Linked DNA regions of Homo sapiens: regions 1, 2, 3 and 4 are each linked to region 5. A link is a contact called in ENCODE Hi-C or POLR2A ChIA-PET data. All regions are on one chromosome and are shown on one strand. Each heading gives the region's core, a stretch centred on a gene start or an enhancer-like site at or near the end of the contact. The rest is flanking DNA. Distances are from core to core; before and after follow the strand shown.

Evidence for each region. A loop is a pair of places that touch in the nucleus more often than their neighbours do. ChIA-PET counts read pairs that join two places held with the same protein, here RNA polymerase II (POLR2A). Pooled maps may share reads with other maps.
Region 1: a map with no recorded cell type shows a loop between it and region 5 (12-fold over the local background). The contact joins the enhancer-like site here to the promoter of HELZ in region 5. A Hi-C loop is called at or near these places in 1 of 168 maps with a recorded cell type or tissue (Caco-2), 21 of 37 single-sample maps with no recorded cell type and 6 of 50 pooled maps.
Region 2: a map of naive thymus-derived CD4-positive, alpha-beta T cell shows a loop between it and region 5 (5-fold over the local background). The contact joins the promoter of KPNA2 here to the promoter of HELZ in region 5. A Hi-C loop is called at or near these places in 2 of 168 maps with a recorded cell type or tissue (CD8-positive, alpha-beta T cell and naive thymus-derived CD4-positive, alpha-beta T cell) and 6 of 50 pooled maps.
Region 3: a loop to region 5 is called in a pooled map, with 5 times the contacts of the local background. The contact joins the promoter of C17orf58 here to the promoter of HELZ in region 5. A Hi-C loop is called at or near these places in 4 of 50 pooled maps. POLR2A ChIA-PET finds 5 or more read pairs at or near these places in 2 of 52 experiments (HEK293 and OCI-LY7).
Region 4: a pooled map shows a loop between it and region 5 (17-fold over the local background). The contact joins the enhancer-like site here to the promoter of HELZ in region 5. A Hi-C loop is called at or near these places in 4 of 37 single-sample maps with no recorded cell type and 4 of 50 pooled maps.

The regions. Positions count from the first base shown.
Region 1 is chr17:66,710,722-66,713,472 of GRCh38, reverse strand. The region is part of intron 8 of PRKCA (protein kinase C alpha); the gene reads right to left. Among named protein-coding and RNA genes, the nearest start is that of MIR634, 75 kb to the left of the region's middle. Within about 2 kb of position 1,437, at least 9 of the 41 ENCODE cell types and tissues checked have a DNase peak (open chromatin) inside an H3K27ac peak, as active enhancers do.
Region 2 is chr17:68,034,224-68,037,048 of GRCh38, reverse strand. It overlaps KPNA2 (karyopherin subunit alpha 2), which reads right to left and starts at 1,314. Exons shown (of 11, transcript NM_002266.4): 1 at 1,209-1,314. RefSeq lists enhancers at 782-1,001, 1,021-1,568 and a silencer at 1,532-1,581.
Region 3 is chr17:67,995,190-67,997,889 of GRCh38, reverse strand. C17orf58 (chromosome 17 open reading frame 58) reads left to right here and starts at 1,421. Exons shown (of 4, transcript NM_001382359.1): 1 at 1,421-1,767. The coding sequence starts at 1,692. RefSeq lists a silencer at 2,102-2,191.
Region 4 is chr17:66,540,728-66,543,427 of GRCh38, reverse strand. The region is part of intron 3 of PRKCA (protein kinase C alpha); the gene reads right to left. Among named protein-coding and RNA genes, the nearest start is that of PRKCA-AS1, 130 kb to the right of the region's middle. RefSeq lists a silencer at 948-997. Within about 2 kb of position 1,412, at least 9 of the 41 ENCODE cell types and tissues checked have a DNase peak (open chromatin) inside an H3K27ac peak, as active enhancers do.
Region 5 is chr17:67,243,902-67,246,601 of GRCh38, reverse strand. HELZ (helicase with zinc finger) reads left to right here and starts at 1,406. Exons shown (of 33, transcript NM_014877.4): 1 at 1,406-1,454. HELZ-AS1 (HELZ antisense RNA 1) reads right to left here and starts at 1,826. Exons shown (of 4, transcript NR_136398.1): 1 at 1,394-1,826. RefSeq lists silencers at 389-588, 599-688, 1,239-1,728, 1,829-1,878 and enhancers at 208-1,194, 1,195-2,182.

The DNA.
Region 1 (2,751 bases), core at 188-2,687, 530 kb after region 5:
CTGCTGCAGGTGGGAGTAGGGTGGGGTACGGGGAGCAGATTCCTATCTGATGGGTTATTTGTACCTAATGTACAACCGGGGTCTCCCAACTGGGGCCCGGGAGTGGTTTAGAAAGCACAATGAGGTCGGATGCGGTGGCTCACGACTGTAATCCCAGTACTTTGGGAGGCCGAGGCAGGCAGATCACAAGGTCAGGACTTCAAGACCAGCCTGGTGAATATGGTGAAACCCCTTCTTTACAAAAAGTAAAAAAATTGGCCGGGCATGGTGGCGCGTGCCTGTAGTCCCAGCTACTCGGTAGACTGAGGCAGGAGAATTGCTTGAACCCGGGAGGTGGAGGTTGCAATGAGCCAAGATTGCACCATTGCGCTCCAGCCTGGGCAACAGAGTGAGACTCCATCTCAAAAAAAAAAAAAAAAAAAAGGACAACAAAGGGTTCACTTTAACTTGGCAATGGCTTCTTGGAAACCAGCAATGCACAGTGACACCTCCATTAGGGAAAACTCTGTAATTCATAATTCCTGGGGATGGAAGGCAGAGAAAAGGCTGAGTAATGACTGCAGCAAACACAAATCTAGCCAGGCACTGTTCTAGGCACCTTCCATACTTACTCATTTAATCCTCCCAACATCCCTAGGAGGTTGGTCCTTTTACCATTTCCATTTTAGACTTGGAGAAACTGAGGCAAGAGAGATGAGCTGCATGGCTCCAGGCTATACAGCTATGAAATATTGGAGCTGGGATTTGAACCCTTGAACCCAGGCAGTGTGGCACTTCCTCGCCACACCCTGCTGCCTTCTTGGAATGACGAGGTGACAGCCACGTTGCCCAGCAGGTGGGAGAAGAGGGACAGTCTTTAAGGAGAAGGGGACAGGGACAGCCCTTCATTAGAGCTAGGAGGAGCCAGGCAAGAACCCAGGGAGGTGAAAGCCTCACCCTAACTCTTTCTTCTTATTTTTCTCCCCTCTCATTACTTCCCTTTTCAGCCACATCTGAGTTTTTTACACCAGCACCCAGCTTTCCGACATGCTGGGAAACTAAGCTCTGTGATTCAGATGTTTCTTTGGAATAACAAAGTTTTCAACATAATAAAAAGGACACAAACAGCACTCAGGCACGTCAGGCCACACAAGTGGGAGAGGTTTGGGTCCCAAATAGGGTTCCAGGACCCAAGTACGAGTTCCTTCCATCAGAATGGAGGTGTTCCTCTGAAGTAGCAGGGGGTGCAATGAGAGGGGTTTACTTGGTTTTTAAACAGGAACTGTTTCCACCTCCTGGAGTGATCAAGAGGTGCCTCTTTCCTCTGAGAATGCTGGAGGGTTTTACTCCACAGGAAGAAGTTGCACAGAGGCTCAGTGTATTCAGGTGTGGCCAGCCTCTGGAGATGTGTATCCAAAGTCAACACCCTGCATTGAATCATGGGACAGGGTTTTCAAACACAGACAAGGGCGGGGTGGAGGGGGGGCAGTAACAACAGAAGCCTTGAAAGGCAGTTTTCACACACAGTATTTACCACACTCTGCAAGACTTAGGAAACCTCAAGGAATATTTTTTTTCTTTCTCATTTCCAGTATCTCTAGGTCACAAATCTCCTGTGGTTCCTCTAACAGGCACATCTGCAGGGTGAGATACAAGTTCTAGAGATGAGAAACTCTAAAAACATTATTTATTAGATGCTGTCTTTAGGACAGTGTTTTTGAGAGAGCATTAGATGTGGATTCCAGCTTGGGGTCGGGGAGTAGGGTTTCTCCCCTTGCAAATCCTCCACCCGAGCATTTGAGGGTTTAAATTTTCCAGTTTGATCTAATGCGAACATAAAAGCACTGCGACAATCTTGGGCTGATTTTAATTACGAACACAGGCAATACGCTGAGAGCACAGCTGGTGTGTGGCCCTAACCAGCTTCCCAGAAGAGAGTGGCGCTATCAGAAATGACAATAATAGACCAGGTTTTTAAAACCATTTACATGCAAGTTGCAAAATTCCCCTCCATAGTTTGGGGATAGAATGGTTGATTAGATTGCAACGATTGAGTTGGGAAAACATTAAAAAATGAGAAAAAATGAAATAAGAGTGAGAAGGATTAAGTCAGGCATTAAGAACATCAGAACAATTACAGGATTTCAGCCTATGATATATTACACTACATCATCCATATGAACACACTCATGTAGTGTAAATACACCATACTGATTGCATGCTAATGCAGATGTATGCCTATAAAACTTAAAATGAATCTTAACTCATATGTGATTGAAAGATATTAACAGAAAGAAAGGAAAATGAGCTGTCCATTTAAAGATGCACTCTTTCTGTTCATTGGATGGATGCTTTCAATACAGACTTGAACTTTAATCACTGATAGGAGGTTTTGATATTTGCTTGGTAAAATTTTATTTATTTATTTATTTATTTTATTTATTTATTTTTGAGATGGAGTCTTACTCTGTCACCCAGACTGGAGTGCAATGGTGCGATCTCGGCTCACTGCAACCTCCGCCTCCCGGGTTCAAGTGATTCTCCTACCTCAGCCTCCCGAGTAGCTGGGATTACGGGCACCTGCCATCATGACTGGCTAATTTTTGTATTTTTTTTTTTGTTTTTTGGTAGAGACGGGGTTTCACCATGTTGGGCAGGCTGGTCTTGAACTCCTGACCTCGGGTGATCCACCTGCCTCGGCCTCCCAAAGTGCTGGGATTACAGGTGTGAGCCACCGTGCCCAGCAGGTAAAATTTTAAACTAACCTAATCT
Region 2 (2,825 bases), core at 65-2,564, 790 kb before region 5:
CAAATAAGAACTGAATTATCAAGCATCTACTGAATCCACACCTGTATACTAGAGGGGGGATCATCATGTTTTCGGCACTATGAAATAGCTTTACCCAAAGGGGAAGTGTCCCCCTTCCCTCTAAAGGGCTGAGACTTCCTGGAGAGGGCTCTCCATCAGAAATAGAATGCAAGCTATATAAATTGAAACTTCCTAGTAGCCATATTTTTAAAAAGGAGAAAAGAAACAAGTGAAACTAATTTTAATAATGTATTTTACTTAACCCAACATATCCAAATAGTATTTCAACGTGTTATCAATATATAAAATAACTGACATCTTCTACATTCTTTTTCCATACTCCATCTTTGAAATCTTTTGTGTACTTTAAGCTTACAGCGTATTTCAATTTGGACTAGCCACATGTATCCACCGTTTCTGACAGCCTAGTTCGATACTCCAGAGTCCCTAATAGTTAATTCAAGACAAAGTAGGGGAACCAAGTCAACTTACAGCTAAAAATTATGTGCCAGGGCAATAAATTCAGATCCTCAGGAGGCTCTCCCTATTTTACTGTCTTTACTTGGCCAAAATAGGTGCAGACTCGAAAATTAAATAAAAATTTGCTTCATCATTACATTATGGTCAACATTAAAAATGCAGTGCCGCATCTCGCATATTTGATTTGCATTTCCAGAGACTAGGAGTGAATGCGCTTAATTAGGATGACATCAGCTGTGCGTCATTCAGAAGATGACAAAAGTCAAAGCCCTCCTTACAATTTGCTATCTTTGCTTTCATTACGCTCGCCTACGACTTGGTGGCAGAGCCACCCCCGGGGCCTAGGTGTCAGAGACGGTGCTCCCAACTGCCACCCCCAGCCCCTGCCCCCACGCCGGGGAAGATGCAACGAGAAAGGAGGAGGCGAAACCAGGGCCGCCACAAGTCCTCCCGGGACATTCGCCCTCAAGCCTGGCTCGCTCCGATTCTCCCGGCCGCGACGCGTTAAGGCCTCCGCTGCCGTTTGCAGAGCGTCGGCGCCCTAAACCCGCAGACCCCGCGAAACTCAGCCGCCTGGTCAATGAACGTCGCCCCCGAGGCCTAGTCAACGCGGGAGGCAGAGCCAGGCTCGGCGTGGACCCGGGGCCTCCCTCCCCCAACCCAAAAGGCGAACGCCGCCCACGGGCAAGCCGTTAGCGCTCGGGCCGGGCCGCCGCCTGAGTCTGTACCTGCGAAGCGGGCCTGGGCTTCCACGGGAGGCGATGCGGGGGGAATCAGCGGCTGTAGGGCGACTGCGTTCAAAGGGTCCACCTCGACTCAGCTCAAAGACCGTGTGGCTCGTGCAGCCGGCCGGCGCGATTTAAATTTCCCGGTGACTCCGCATTCCGATTGGCTGGTTCGAGCCTAAGCTGTGTGCCCATTGGTGGATTTGAAAAACACGTTGGGAGGGGAGGGAGTCATAGGGCTTGGGGGCGAGTGGGAGGGGGGAAAGAAAAAAAAAAAAAGAGGATGGCATCGCGAGATGAGGGAGCGGCCGGGCGGTGAGGGAGCGGCCGGGCGGTGAGGGAGCGGCCGGGCGGTGAGGGAGCGGCCGGGCGGTGAGGGAGCGGCCGGGCGGTCCCTGAGCGCCTGGCGGGGCGGAGCGGGAGGACTCCAGATCCCGTCAAGCAGCGCGAAGGGGCGGTTCCCTGGGCCGTTCGTGTTTCCATAGGGTTGAAGCGTGCATGGTCCTTGGGCGTTTTCCTGGGCGACAGCCTTAAACAAATACCACAAAATGATTCTCTAAGTCATTATTTTAAAAACTTTGTTGTTGATCTTCATGAAAATAAAAAAATTCTAATTAGTAAATAAGTAATCTTTATAGAAAAACATATTGCTTTGCATTTTTTTCCTATTATGACACCCAAAGTACTCGGCGGGGGTTTCTGGCTACTATGGGAGGGAAGATTTGTGTTATATTTTTTAGTTTAGTTTTTTTTTAATTGCATCATAAAAGACTGTATAGAAGCCGCAAATATGGAAACAAAAGGTTTCTTATGCCTGTTTCTCCAAAAACTCAAGTTTTTTATTTTTAAATAATTTCAAATGCAGCAGAATTGCAAATCTTTATCCAGATTTGCCAAATCTTAACATTTTGCCACATTTGCTATTGCTTTCTCTATACATATATATGTATACATATGCACGCGTGTACATATGTGTGATTTTAATATGTTACTTTAAGAGAAAGTTTCAGAATCATGTCCTTTTTCCTCTGTTTCACGGTGTCTCTCCTAAGAAAAGACATTCTCTTATATAACCACACTGCAGTCATCAAATTCAGAAAAACTGAAATTTCATGCTGTTGTTTAGTATGTAGTGTGTGTTCAAGTTTTTTCAATTGTTATAGTAACATTCTATGCTCATTACACATTTCTGAATTTTGCATTTTTTGCCATATGCTCAAACGAACAAACAAAACAAAGATGGTCAACAGAGCATCAGGATTCTGGGCCATTTTTGTTTCTGCAATTTTTTTGTGTTCTAAAAGATTACATTTTAGAAAAGTTTTCATGGTTTATTTCTTACTATAAATAAATTCAAACAGCAAGTTTGTCCATTTTTGCAGGCATTAATGCCAGCCTCATTCATCGTAAAGCCAGAGTTCATAAAGGGTTGGACCTACTCTTAATCAGCATAATCCCATCCCCCTAAATGCAAGAATGTGGAAGGAATTCACCCCTAAACCAATCACTGTGTGGCATTCTCTCAGCTACTGAGAATGGTTCAGGGGCAGGCACATGACCTAAATTCATCCAGTTGGACAGCCTCTGCCTTTTGTTTACTGGTTGGAGGTAGGAAAGCAG
Region 3 (2,700 bases), core at 172-2,671, 750 kb before region 5:
CTGGGACTACAGGCGCCCGCCACCACGCCCGGCTAATTTTTTGTATTTTCAGTAGAGACGGGGTTTCACTGTGTCAGCCAGGATGGTCTGGATCTCCTGGCCTCGTGATCGACCCACCTTGTCCTCCCAAAGTGCTGGGATTACAGGCGTGAGCCACCACACCTGGCCCTGCTCTCCTTCTTCTTCTTCTTCGTTCTCCTCCTCCTCCTCTTTTTTTTTTTCTTTTTGAGACAAAAGTCTCACTCTATCACCCAGGCTGGAGTGCAATGGCATAGTCTCAGCTCACTGCAACCTTTGCCTCCCAGGTTCAAGCGATTCTCCTGCCTCAGCCTCCTGAGTAGCTGGGACTACAGGTGTGTGCCACCACACCCTGCTAACTTTTTTGTAATTTTAGTAGAGACAGGGTTGCACTAATTTGGCCAGGCTGGTCTTGAACTCCTGACCTCGTGATCCGCCTGCCTTGGCCTCCCAAAATGCTGGGATTACAGGCGTGAGCCACTGTGCCTGGCTCCTCCTCTTTCTTTTCTTTCTTCTTCTTCTTCTTCTTCTTTTTTTTTTTTTTTTTTTTTTGAGACAGGGCCTCTCTCTGTCACCCAGGCTGGAGTGCAGTGGCACAATCTCGGCTCACTGCAACCTCCACCTCCTAGGCTCAAGTGATCCTCCCACCTCAGCCTCCCAAGTGGCTGGGACCACAGATGCGAGCCACCATGCCTGGCTAATTTTTGTATTTTTTGTAGAGACAGGTTCTCTCCATGTTGCTCAGGCTGGTCTTGAACTCCTGAGCTCAAGAGATCCTCCTGTCTCGGGCTCCCAAAGTACTGGGATTACAGGCATGAACCACCCTGCCTGGCCTCAACAGGCAACATTCTGATTAATAATTAGACCTCTGGGCCCGGCGTGGTGGCTCATGCTGTAATCCCAGCACTTTGGGAGGCCAAGGTGGGTGGATCACTTGAGGTCAGGAGTTTGAGACCAGCCTGGCCAACACGGTGAAATCCCGTCTCTGCTAAAAATACAAAAATTAGCCTCGCATGGTGGCATATGCCTGTAATCCCAGCTACTTGAGAGGCTGAGGCACGAGAATCGCTTTAGTCCGGGAGGCAGAGGTTACAATGAGCTGTGATATATAATGAAACAGTTTTACTAAGGAAGCAGTGACTTGGTTTCTCTAGAAATTGCCTAACACACACATTCCAGGATACATTCTCTGTCATCTGGAATCTCCCTTCCACAAACCCACGCTGTCTTAAGCACTATTTTCCTATTTGTTGTTGACCTAATCTAGAAAAAAGCTCCCGTCACTCGTTCTCCCCCACCCAGTCCCTCAGTCCCGAAACACGCTTATTCTCTGCACTTGTCACCCCACCCTTTGCTGCCCCCACCCCAGCGCGCAAACGCACACAGGTTTAAAGTTTAGGCTGTGATGCTCTCCTCGCCCGCAGATCACAGGACAGACATTCCCGGGGACAACTTTGCAAGGCCATGTGCTCGTCCTCCTTAGGAAGGAAGAGGGAGAAATCCCTGCGGCTCGGTTTTGTTCCAATGGTCTGCTCAGCGAGTGATTCCCGTTTCCCCAAAGGCTGCCCCTCATTAGCATGAACGGGGGTGGGGGTGTGGAGAAGGGGTTGGGGGAGAGAAAGCAAGCAAAAGACCAGGCTCACTTTTAGAGCCTGGGAACCCTGTCTGCAAAAATGACAGCTAGAGCTTTCTGGCTCCTCTGTTTGATCGTCGGATCATCCCCCGAAGCACCGGTGGCGGAGAGAAAAAGTAAGATTGGTGTAGTGCGGGGCCCTGGGAGCGGAGCGGGGATCTGTGGGGGGGAGCTGGGAAGGAGGCTCAGTGAAACGTGGGACGAGGAGGGGGGTCAGAGCTCGCAAGAGAGGACACCCCGGGTCTGCGTTCGTCTTATAAAGGAGCAAAGTGTGTCCCCAAGGTTTCGTGTCTCTTGGCAGCCTTTTCGGAAAGAAGCCAATTTAGCTACTGAAATGATCCCGAGCAAGCCGGGCAGGCTGGGGAAAACTTTGCATGTTAAGTAGTTGCTCCATCACGGAGGAGGGAAAGTGTCAAAAGGGGTCGTGGCGCGCCTTTCGGGAGCCGTGCCCGGGCCGGGCTCGCAGGACGCCGCGGGGTCCGCCCCCCTCGACTGGGTGAGCAGGGGCTGCGGGGGGCGCTGTGGAGGGCTGGGGGGAAGCGGGGCCGAAATCCGGCAGCCCCGGGCACTTTGCTCTCCCCGCAGCCCCAGCGCACAACCTTGGGACACCTGAGCCGGGGTTTAACTAACACGCACACACTCTTATACTTCATGCACGAAATGAAATTAAGTTACTCAGCCCGTGAAGAAATGAGGGGTTCTCTGGGGGATCGTGTTTTTGTTTTGCTTTTATTTGGATGTTCTGTCGGCTTCGCTATCTCTGGGAAAAACAGTTTCCGTACCTCACAGGGCAATTTACTCTGGGTTATTTTTCCACATGGAAATTGAATGACTTCAGTGGCATTTAACCCAAATATCAGACAATCTTTCCCATGACAACAGATGGTTATATCAATGGGGAAGCAGTTGTGAGGTCAACAGTTGACAGTCAGGAATTGGATATCCACCAGAACTTTATTCAGCTGTGCATGGCACAACCGTTTAACAACATAATGAGTCAGAATCAACCTCTTTGCAAAAACATGAACTCTAACCAGCTATTATTGCTG
Region 4 (2,700 bases), core at 163-2,662, 700 kb after region 5:
GCATCAAAAGCCAGACCTCACAATAACTTATGTTTTAGTATCTTACAGTATCTCATTATATAAATAATAAAATGACTAGGGTTTTGGTGAGAAGGAAGAGAGAAGAGCCACATGGTATTCAAAGAATGCCAGGAAACCACAAATACTGCATTCTTTTGAACATTAAATATACTTGAACTATAATGGAAACTCTCCCAGACTTACATTTTATATAAATACACTAAGCTCCATTCACTGTGAAGAAAACTGTCGTCATACGGAAGAAAATAAGTTGATTATTTATCAGGCAAAATTTATAACACAAAGTGCTAAATCAGGCACATTGCATTAAACATTATACTGACTATAAACAAGGATAGAAATTACGGAAGTGCATAGCTTTGGAAATTGAGTGAAAATAACAGCATAATTCAACTTTAATTGGATGCCTATAGATGAAACAATAATTGACTCTTAACTGTAACTCCAAGATATTTTATGACTATAACATTTTCTAAGTAATCTACTTGAAAAATACCTCATTGACTCATCAAATCCTATCTTTAAAATGTTACCCTCGTTCCAAGAAAATCACATGCATACACTAGAATGAAATGACTTGTCAAATATAATTTGAATCCAGTAAAACAAAAAAAGCATTAATCTGTACTTTCTCATTAATAGCAAGATAATTTTCCAAGTGAAACACACACAATACAATACACATTTGTTGAGACTCCCCAATGGCTCCCACTTGTCTTTCCAACCTTCATATCCTTCCACAGGCCTTTGCAGAGGAATCCCTTCCGACTATCAGTCTCTGAAGAATTCTCACACTTCCTGACACCACACCTCTACTCAGGGTGCTCTGCCCTCCCTACTTGGGACTATTGTGTCTCCTCACCCAAGTCTTATTGGAACATCTTTCCAGGTCCTTCATAACTGCTCTATTTCCCAAGAAGCCTTCTTGGGGCAGAAATAATCCCTCCTTGCTCTCACCCCCATGGTACTCAGCACCTGGTACTCTCATGTGCGACTTCTATGCTCTGGGTTTTCTCACAGCACACATGGCTTACTAACTGCCTATCTCCCAACCACACACAGGAAGCTCTTAAGGCCAAGTAGCACCACTGTATGTCCACAGAAACTAGCACAAAGACTGTGCACATACAAATTAATTGCAAACCACATCGTGAAAATCCTAAGCATAAAGAAAGAAAAAGGTCATATTTTAATCACCATCTAATACAGAACAGTTTCTTAAGGCCTCTCTGTAATAATTTTAAAGTTAAGGGGAAAATGCTTGGCTCAGTCCACTCCGTATAAACTCCTTAAACATTAACTAGTAATTTTAAAAGCATGAAATGACTTTCTCCCCTGGGGCTTTATATAGAACCATAATAACCGCAACACGAGCTTCAGGACTCTGCAATTGCCTGATACTAAAGTCCCACTGTGAGATTCCACGTGGTGGCTTGTTATCAGCCTTACATAGAACAAATGTGGTCAGCCAAAAATTTACTGTGGGGCTCAAAAACATTTTAGGGGCTCATACAAGCTTAGGGCCTTGACATTTAAGTGATAACTGAGAGGCATGCACTGATAGAAAATCCTCAGAGACTCAGAAGAGTTTTAAACAATGCAGTTGTACATTTTTATAGGGCACATGTTCTGAAACCTCAAAAATAGATATGTAAATGTCATCTGAAGCTGTGTCATTTTTACTTAATTTTTGGCATAACCTGTCGCCTCAAAAAGTCTTTGTGGCTTGTGTATGGCAGGCAAACGGTGTCAGATGCACTTCCAAAGTGCCATGAGGCGTGGACTGGACGTCAGCTCTGCTTTGCACGTGCAATTCCTGCCTGCAGAACTGCAGCTAGCATCTGCTGCCTCTGGCATCTGCTGCCTCTGGATGAGCCTCTATTTGGAAAGTGGGAATTATTTTTTCTTCCACATCCAAGACCAGCAGAGTAGCTTTCAATCCCAGTCAACTGCTCTTTGCCGCAGAAATCAATATAAGCAACAGAGGAAAAAAACAATAAAGGGGCTAAGCCTCCAAAATCTTGCATTTTCCCTTGGCTCGGGCAAAGGTCCCCTCATTTCTTTCAAGAACACCAGAGGCAAGAGTTTGAGGTGGGGGCCGCAGGAGCACGTACCACAAGACCTTCTTACTGAGCCACAATCTGCAGCTAACTCTTGGTCAATCTGTGCAGTGGAGAAGCGGCACACAACATATCAAAATCTAGTTAAAAAATAAAACAAAACCCCTCATGGTCACATCTTTGTTCAAACTATCTTACTAGAGCTCGTGCTTCCAAAGAATCAGATAGACTCATTTGAGAGTCTACTCTAAATCTTGCCCTCCCCTGTAGCTGGAATGGTCCCTAAACAGCTCTGAGATGGCCAGAGAATACCAGTGGAAACAGCTAGTAACAGCCACTTCCTACCTCTGTAGGGTTCTACCAAATACTTGCACATACCTTGTCTTATTTGGTCATTTTCCACAGTGTGGGATACCATAGGTGTGACCATTTTCTCAGCTGAGAAAAGGGAGGCTCAGGGAGTGCACAGAGAAATATACAACGGAATAGGTCCAGGAAGTGCCAGATCTCGAGGTCAAACCATGATACTAATAATTACCCTCGACTGCCTCTGTTGTAAGCCACCATATTCAATCTTTTGATAGACAGAGAAATGGGAGACTCAAACAAGTGACAGAGA
Region 5 (2,700 bases), core at 157-2,656:
CTCCCCGTGCACCGAAAGAGGGTTTTAATGCCAGTGCTTCTGCGGTCTTCTAAAGGTAGAGCCGTTCAACAGCATTTTGTACCGAATACAATTCGCAAGCATTCCTGTCTTGGAGAATTTTCTTTTGGGTATCTCCTTGTTGTAAAAACTTGCTTGGAAAAAAAAAAAAGCAACTGGAGCAGGCCTCCAAAGACAGCAAAGCAGGGACCAGAGGCTCTGCGGAGAGCGCGGGAGGAGGCTGACCAAGGGGCCTCCGTTGCTGGGGGGACCTGGGCGGCTGGACGCCGGGGTCAGTACGCTGCTCGCCCCGCGCAGCCGAAAGCGGGCGTGGTGTCGCGGGGAGAGGATGCCCGGCAGCAGTGTGGCCGGCGGGCTGGGGGTACTCGCCCGGGTCAGAGACCTCAGCCCGCGCCAAGGCGCCCCACACTTTCCAGCGCAGCGGGTCGCAGCCCGGAGACGCCGGGCGTCCCCACCTCCAGCCTCCCGAGCTGCAGCGGCGCCCGCGGTTCTCCCCCGACCCGCCAGGTGGACCCGGACTGGCGCACCCTGCTTTCCGCCCGGGACCCTCCCCCGAGCCCTGGCTGCCTCCGCGCCCCGCCCCGCCCGGAGCCCGCAGCCGGCGCCCCGGATTACCTGCCCCGGAGTCACAGTCCGCAGCCCGGACGCTCCCAGGGTGGCTCCGCGGAGCCTGGAGCCACATTCCTAGGGGAGGGGTCCCCACCTAGAGGGTCGCGGATCACGTTACCCGCCCGGAGGAGGAGACCGCGGGACACAGAGTAAACAAGGGGTAAAAAGTTGCATTTGGCTCAATTTTTTTTTTTAAATCGTGCTTCGACGCTGGTGGACTCGGGGACACGGCGTCCTCCCAGTTCCCGGAGCCCAACGGCCCCGGGGCGGTTTCCCAGGGCAGAGGCACCTCTCCGGGCGGCGGGTGCGGAGCTGGTCTGCGCGGCCTCTGAAGGCGACCCCGGCCGCTCGCGGGCTTCCTGGAAGCGCGGCCGCAGGAGCAGAAACGCTCACATCCACGCGCACAAATAAATCCGCGAGCAGCTCCGCGCCGCGCCGCGGGCGGCAAGGAAACCTCGGGTTGATTCAATGCAGACGCGGGGCGTCTGCCCGGGCAGGAACGCGGCGAGGCGAGAGGACCGGGCGTGGGGGCAGGGAGGCCGGGGCAGGAGAAAGGGAGAAAACCCCAAAGCCACGTTTTAAAAATGCGGGTGAATTTTCAATGCCGTCAGCCCGGGGGAGGGGAAGGGGCCAGCTGCGGGCGCCGGGGTCGGCAGTCCACCCGGGGCAACTTTCCGGGCGGGAGGCGCGGCCGGAGGGGGCGGCGCCGGCGGCGGGAGGCGGGAGTCGGGGGCCGGGGGGAGTCACTTTAAAGGCTCTTTCTTACCCATAATGCTTTGTGGGGACGTTGACAAGTGGATCCAAGATGGCGTAGAAAGTAATGACAGGTAAGTCCTGACTTCCCCCTTCTCTGCTCCTGGGGCCGCTCCGCGAGCTCCCGGAGCTCTCCGGGGAGGGGACCCGACTCCCCTCCGGTGTCCCGGACCCCGGGCGCGGCGGCCCCGGGGCAGGCTGGGGGCCTGGGCGGCCCGCGGCTGGGCCTGGGAAGCGCGGCTCTTCGAGGCGAGGCCCGGACGCTGGGGCTGTTTACAGCTTCTTCCCCTACTTAGTCCCCTTCCCCTCCGCTGGGGCCCGCAGCGTCCTGGGCCCTGGCAGGAGAGGGGGCCTTGCACGCCTGGCCCGGGAGCCTGCGGGAGGTTTCTCCGGCCCAGAGCACTCTGGGAGGGGGACTCGAGCCTCCCGGCACGTTCCCCTCCTCCGGGTCGCGGCTGGGGGTGGGGAGCGTGCGGGCCTCCCACGCCCCGCTCGATGCCCCCCCTCAGGCCTCGGACTTCCACCGGGTGGGGTGGGGGCTGGAGCGGGGGCGTGGGGAAAAGTGGGTCAGGCGTGCGCCCCCTCCCTCCCCCGCGGAGGGCTCTCGGCCCGAGATTCACTTTCTTCCCCCCTTTCCCCGCCCCCTCCTCGGAAATGCTCTTTGGCCCACAAGCACATCAACAAAAATAAAGATAGGCTCTCTTTTCCTGGAGATTCCTTGAGAGTACTCCAGTACCCTTTTCAAGGGCTCACAGACTGCAGTCTTACCTAGGGAACTTCGATTCCTCTCCCCTAAATTATTGGAGCCTTCTGCACCCTCGCCTTTGCTGAGAAATCTTCAGACAGGGCTGGAAGCCAGGGTCCTCTGATTGTTCTTGGATCGGGATCCTCAGGTTTTGTTTGCAGTTCAAAAATTGTCATTCCTTCTCCCTCACAACTTAACACTTCTCAGGCAAATCATTAATATAATAAAAAGTGTAACTTCAGAGACAGTGGATTCCTGGAGCGGGGGAAGGAGGGAGGAGTTGTCTGTCTTGCCTAGTTTGTTCTTAATTTTGCTCTCTCTTAAACTCATATTAATGAAATTTCCTCTCCTTCATTTCTTTATGTTTTTGAAAGTAAGGTCAGTCTGTGTTGAAAAAGATGATTTTATTATGTTTTTGAGTTTTAAGAGCATTGTATAATCTATTCTTTTACCTTACTGAAAGGAAATGTTTTAAGGTCAAAAACCAGACTCATTTGCAAAGCTGCACACTGTACCATTTTTGTAACTTTTTCCATTTTAAATGTAGATGCCCTTTCACTTCAGGCTGATAAAAT